Linked DNA regions of Homo sapiens: region 1 is linked to region 2. The links are chromatin loops, found by intact Hi-C in ENCODE. Cell type or tissue: IMR-90. All regions are shown on one strand. Each heading gives the region's core, and the rest is flanking DNA. Links, peaks and the distances in the headings are about the cores only.

Region 1 (2,911 bases), core at 322-2,821, 130 kb after region 2:
AGTATTCATTTAGAAATTGGGCCTTAGGCCCAGCATAGTGGCTCATGCCTGTTACCCAAGCACGCTGTGAGGCCGAGGCGGGTGGATCACTTGAGCCCAGGAGTTCGAGTCCAATCTGGGCAAATAGGCCCTATCTCTACAAAAAATAAAAAAAAAAATTGGCCAGGCATGGTGGCACACGCCTGCAATGCTAGCTGTTCACTAATCAGGAGGCTGAAGTCGCGGGGAGGATCACTGGAGCCTGGGAGGCTGGGAGATGGAGGCTGCAGTAAGCCTTGATCATGCCACTGCACTCCAGCCTGGGTGACAGAGCAAGACTCTGTCTCTTAAAAAAGAAAATAAAAGGCTGGGAACAGTGGCTCACACCTGTAATCCCAGCACTTTGGGAAGCTGAGGCCAGTAGATCACTTGAGCTCAGGAGGTCAAGACCAGCCTGGTTAACATGGTGAAACCCCATCTCTACCAAAAATACAAAAATTAGTCAGGCATGGTGACGCATGTCTGTGGTCCCAGCTACTCAGGAGGCTGAGGCAGGGGGATTGCTTGAGCCTGGGAGGCAGAGGTTGCAGTGAGCTGTGATTGCGCCACTGCACTCTAGCCTGGGTGGCGGAGTGAGAGTCTGTCTCAAAAAAAAAAAAAAAAAAAAGTTTGGAGCTCATTACACCTGGCTTTTATTGTTTGCTGTTTTGCTTTTTAATATAGCTAAAGTATGCAGATTTATTTAGCTTTAAGTTTTGTTCTCAATTCCCTAGTGGAAAAAAAAAAGCACCAAAAAAATTCAATTTTTACATTTCAATTCAAATGCAAGAACTTGGAACAGACCATTGCCTTTTATTTATTTATTTATTTATTTATTTATTTATTTATTTATTTATTTTTTATTTTATTTTTTTTGAGACAGAGTCTTGCTCAGTCACCCAGGCTGGAGTGCAGTGGCACGATCTCGGCTCACTGCAACCTCCGCCTCCCGGGTTCATGCCATTCTCCTGCCTCAGCCTCCCGAGTAGCTGGGACTCCAGACGCCCGCCACGACGCCTGGCTAATTTTTTTTTTGTATTTTTAGTAGAGACGGGGTTTCACCATGTTAGCCATGATGGTCTCGATCTCCTGACCTCGTGATCCACCCGCCTCAGCCTCCCAAAGTGCTGGGATTACAGGCGTGAGCCACCGCGCCCGGCCGACTTTTTTTTTTTTAAGAGGGAAGCGGTAATAGGAAATTTAATCAGGAAGATTTCTAAGCTTCAATTGTAAAGATACCTCCTTTTCCCAAGAGTTAGGCCTAATGAAGACTATACCTACCAGTACGGAGGGGGAGGGGATAAATCACAACTAAAGACCTTGGCACTTCTGTAAGAAATTTAAATAACAGGCAGACATATAGAGATTTGTAAATATGTACTTGCTGCCAGATAAACCACAGGGAAGATACTGTATTTGTGGTCCAGGGAAGTTTAAATATTTGTGGTCAAACTTAAAATTCAACGTAAAACTCTCATCTGTGATGGAAACTTTCCAGAAACTGCATGGAGCGGGTGTGCAAGCTGCATAAACTCTCAAAGGCCTCTCCTCTCACCAGGCTGAGCTGGAAAAGCCTGTTCTCCTTCCTTCAAACTGTGTAGCTAACAAGCCCTTCGATCAGAGAAGGAACTCCTTGATGCTCCAGCCACCACCCAAGAAACCCGCTCTAAGGACCTTTCGGGCCAGGCACAGTAGCTCATGCCTGTAATCCCAGCACTTTAAGAGGCCAAGGCCGGAGGATCCCTTGAACCTAGGAGTTCAAGGCCAGTCTGGGCAATATAGGGAGACCCCGTTTCTATAAAAAATTAGCCAGGCGTGGTGGCAGGCGCCTGTGGTCCCAGCTACTTGGGAGGCTGAGGTAGAAGGATCGCTTGAGCCCAGGAGGTCGAGGCTGCAGTGAGCTATGATCACACCACTGTACTGCAGCCTGGGCAACAGCGAGATCCTGTGATCTCAGAGGACCTCTTTGAGCGAGATAAGAAAGGACCTCTCTTTTTTGTGGCTTGCACCTTCAAGTCTGATCAAATATTACCTTTCTTAGGGTCTTCTATTCACCATCTTATATAAAATAGCAATACTCTTCCCCACCCTGCCGCTCTCTGTCTCCCTTACCCAACTTTTTTTCACAGTACTTCCCACTACTGTCTGCTTATTTGATTCTCAGTCTCAGAAAAATGTTTTAAGTTCCATGGGAACAGGAGCATTGTTTTATTCACTGCTGTATTCCTGGTGGTTTGAATAGGGCCTGCCACACCATAGCATGTGCTTAATAAATATTTATTGAATTTCAGTAGAATACATTTAGAACTCAGACTGTGAGATCAGCCTGAAACACCTCAGATATCTTACTTTGTGTTCTGTGAGGCTCTACGAGCTCCTCTGATAAGGAAACTGGCACTGAAGGTGGGCGTAGCGGCCTTCAGATGTACCAGGCAGCTCTTGCCGTAACACCTATAGCCTACACATCGAAATGGAATTGGAGCCGCTTAATTTTCACAGTAAATACATATATAGCACTCTTTGTTTCTGGCCTTCAAATTTGTTGATGACCCTCCTGATATTGATTCCTCTGGGGTGGGAGCTCTTTCTGGGCAGCGTGCAGACTGGAGCACATGTATATACTTTGCACATTATTTTGCCCAACTTTTTGTCATTTGAGACCCTGCTTGGCTGGGGAGACTGTTGTTGCTGACCTCTCCCAGGCCTGTTGGACTTGATGATGACTGATGGACTTGAGCACCTCATCAGGGTCTTTCTTCCGTCTGCTTTCCTTTGCTGCTTCCGCCAGATCTTTCCATCAGTCCCCCCAACACAGAGTGCTTTATTGTTGATGATCCTTAGTATTTGGCATGAAATGTGCTTCACAAATGATGTTGATTATCTTTAAAATACC
Region 2 (2,911 bases), core at 109-2,608:
TTTTGTCAGAGGATTAAACAGGGACTTTCTCCTTGTGGGGCAGACTGCCCAGCGATACTGGACTCCTTGCCCTGACCACTGGGATCCTGGGGTCAAGATTCTTCACTTCTCTTCCTGGCTGGCTACAGAGCCCTGAATATACTGCTTCTAGGAGACCAGGGAAGATGACAAGGAGGTTTAGTTTTTAGATTGTTTCTACTTGCTTTGGATTTGAATTGAAATTTTTTTCCCTCCCTTGTTTTGCTGAGAAATAGTTTGGTTTCAATGGAAGTAGATTTTCTAGAACCTTGAACCACGATTGTAAATTGGTGGCTCATGGGCCAGATGTAGCTGGCAAATGTGTTTTTTGGCTTCTTTAATGCTTAAATTATTTTCATTAGTAGCCAACATGTAAAAGCCAGAGTATTTCACATAAAAATCCAGATTCAGCCAGGTGCAGTGACTCTCACCTCTGTGATCCCAGCACTTTGAGAGGCTGAGGCAGGAGGATTGCTTGAGCCCAGGATTTTGAGACCAGTCTGGGCAACGTATTGAGAACTCCTCTCTACAAAAAATTAAAAATTAGCTAGGTGTGGTGACACATACCTGTAGTCCCAGCTACTCAGGAGGCTGAGGCAGGAGGATCACTTGAGCCCAGGAGGTTGAGGTTGCAGTGAGCTGTGATCACACCACTGTGCTCCAGTCTGGGCGACAGAGTGAGACCCTGTCTCAAAACAACAAAACATGCTGGGTGCAGTGGCTCATGCCTGTAATCCCAGCACTTTGGGAGGCCAAAGCAGGTGGATCACTTGAGGCCAGGAGTTGGAGACCAGCCTGGCCGACATGGCAAAACCCCGTCTCTTCTAAAAATACAAAAATTAGCCGATTATGGGGGTGCATGCCTGTAATCCCAGCTACTTGAGTGGCTGAGACACGAGAATTGCTTGAACTGGGAGGTGGAGGTTGCAGTGAGCTGAAATCATACCACTGCACTCCAGCCTGGGTGACAGAGCAAGATTCTGTCTCAAAAAACAAAAACAAAAAAACCCAGATTGCAGTTTCCAGCTTGGGCCTACATAGAGGATTTGGCCAAAACTGGAGTGGAATAGTCATAGCTTGCTACTGTCTCCATCAGCATACTTCACGCCTAGCCCTTTAGACACTTGAATTTTCAACTCCAGACCTAGAACATGAACTCTAGTTTTTAAAGCTGGTGAAGTACAATTTGATGAGCTAGTTAGTGGTGGGTTACCTTGCTCTTGGTTGTCAAAGAGTCCTGCTTTCCTAGCTAGGTAGGTAGAAAAATAACCCAAATAGAACCAGGGCCTTCACTATTATCCTTGCTCCTGTTAGAGTTTCATTTCCATGATTATGGAGCCGGAGTGGCTCCTAGATCCTCAGAGAGCTGTGGGCACCTTTCTTTATATCCTGCTTATTAGGATTCACCGCCTCATCCCCTGCACACAGGTGCCACTGCCGGCAGAGGGTGCTGTCTGCTCACTGAGCCTGTTGTCATCTTGGCTCAGCTGAGCGGCAGCTGTTGGGCATGTGCCCTGGGTCTGTGAGAGTTTGGGCATGTCCATTTGGTTCCCATCCCTAGTGCCCACCCCTTAGACCCTGGCCAGGTTATTGTGTCACTGGGGACTCTGTTCAGTAACAGGAAACTGGGGAAAGTTTAATTGTTTTCTCCTCTCCCTTTTTCCCATGCAGCTGAACAAAAGGTTCATCCTCAGTTTTCTCCATGCCCATGGGAAGCTGTTTACCCGGATTGGGTAAGTGTGCAGGATGTTTATTTTATTTTCCTACATTACAAGTCATTTTGGAATTTAATATTGTTAGCAACTGGACTGTGTTTGTAACTGAGGGCACAGGGTGTGAATTCTTAGAGGCCTCCACCTTCTCTTCTCTTCCCTTCATCTTCTGTCCTACTGTGCTCATGAAATTTGGTAAATATTACTCTCTATCTCTCTTGTTTCTTCTTTCTCTACCTTTACTAAAACACTCCTTTAAATACAATCTTGTCCCAGCCCCCACCCCAGTCCCTCTGGGTTTCTCTTTCCTCTGCCTTCCGGCTTAGGTCCCTAGTGAGTGCCTCAGGGCAGTTGTGCTAAATCCCTGGGTGCAGCTGTCAGGGGGTCCTCCTTGGGAAGAATACTGTCCACTACTTTTCCATCAAAAATAAGAGTAACATTTTCTTTCTATATCCTTTTGACCCATATCCTTTCCTCCTATGCTCAGATTCCTTTGCCATATTGCTGATCTCATTAGATACCAAGCCTCTTACGGTTTCATCATCCACCATGGATTTCCATAGACATCTCAGGGAAGGTAGTGTGTGCAAAACTAACACTTGACTGCTTAAATTCCTGGAAACAGATCGAGTTTTGAGTATTCCTTTATTCCTTGGATGGATCCGAGTTCTTCCTCTCTGCATAAAACTAGTGATCCTAAGCCCAACGTAATGCCTACACGCCAGAGCAGATGGATGCCTGGTGCCTCTTTAGTATAGGATCTCCCTGAGTATAGGAGAGTGAAGAAAGTAGTAGGTGGCAGTGCCCCCAGACCAGTCTTCCACTAGACCAGTTTTCTACTGGATTCTAATATTTTCTGAGTTGGAAGTTGTATTGTGAGCTACCCTTTGGGGTGATTTGTTTTGAATTATGAATACCCCAGTTATTGTCAATGTTTCCCTTTCACTTCCCGTCATAACTTCGTAAGTTTATCTGTAATTCTCTAGAAGGCTTTTTTTTGAGACAGAGCCTTGCTCTCTTGCCCAGGCTGGAGTGCAGCGGCATGACTCGACTCTCTGCAACCTCTGCCCTCTGAGTTCAAGTGATTCTTCTGCCTCAGCCCCCCAAGTAGCTGGGATTACAGGCACATGCCACCGCGTCTGGCTAATTTTTGCATTTTTAGCAGAGATGGGGTTTCACCA

Evidence for each region. Hi-C counts contacts between places; a loop is a spot of excess contacts. Peaks named below come from ENCODE experiments on the same cell type or tissue, not always from the same donor. Only the 100,000 strongest peaks of a DNase experiment are listed, where the experiment ranks them.
Region 1: it touches region 2 in a loop (2.1-fold over the local background); 8 of 110 quality-filtered maps call a loop at or near these places.

What each region holds. Positions count from the first base shown.
Region 1 is chr17:2,110,491-2,113,401 of GRCh38, reverse strand. All of the region lies in intron 13 of SMG6 (SMG6 nonsense mediated mRNA decay factor), which reads left to right. Among named protein-coding and RNA genes, the nearest start is that of SMG6-AS1, 22 kb to the right of the region's middle. In IMR-90, for the core only: no CTCF peak of the experiment used is centred there; a DNase peak (open chromatin) is centred at 1,481; H3K27ac peaks cover 517 bases.
Region 2 is chr17:2,243,498-2,246,408 of GRCh38, reverse strand. It overlaps SMG6 (SMG6 nonsense mediated mRNA decay factor), which reads left to right. Exons shown (of 19, transcript NM_017575.5): 9 at 1,690-1,751. Among named protein-coding and RNA genes, the nearest start is that of SMG6, 59 kb to the left of the region's middle. RefSeq lists an enhancer at 1,373-1,422. In IMR-90, for the core only: a CTCF peak has its summit at 1,458 (motif pointing right); DNase peaks (open chromatin) are centred at 1,638 and 1,748; H3K27ac peaks cover 1,813 bases.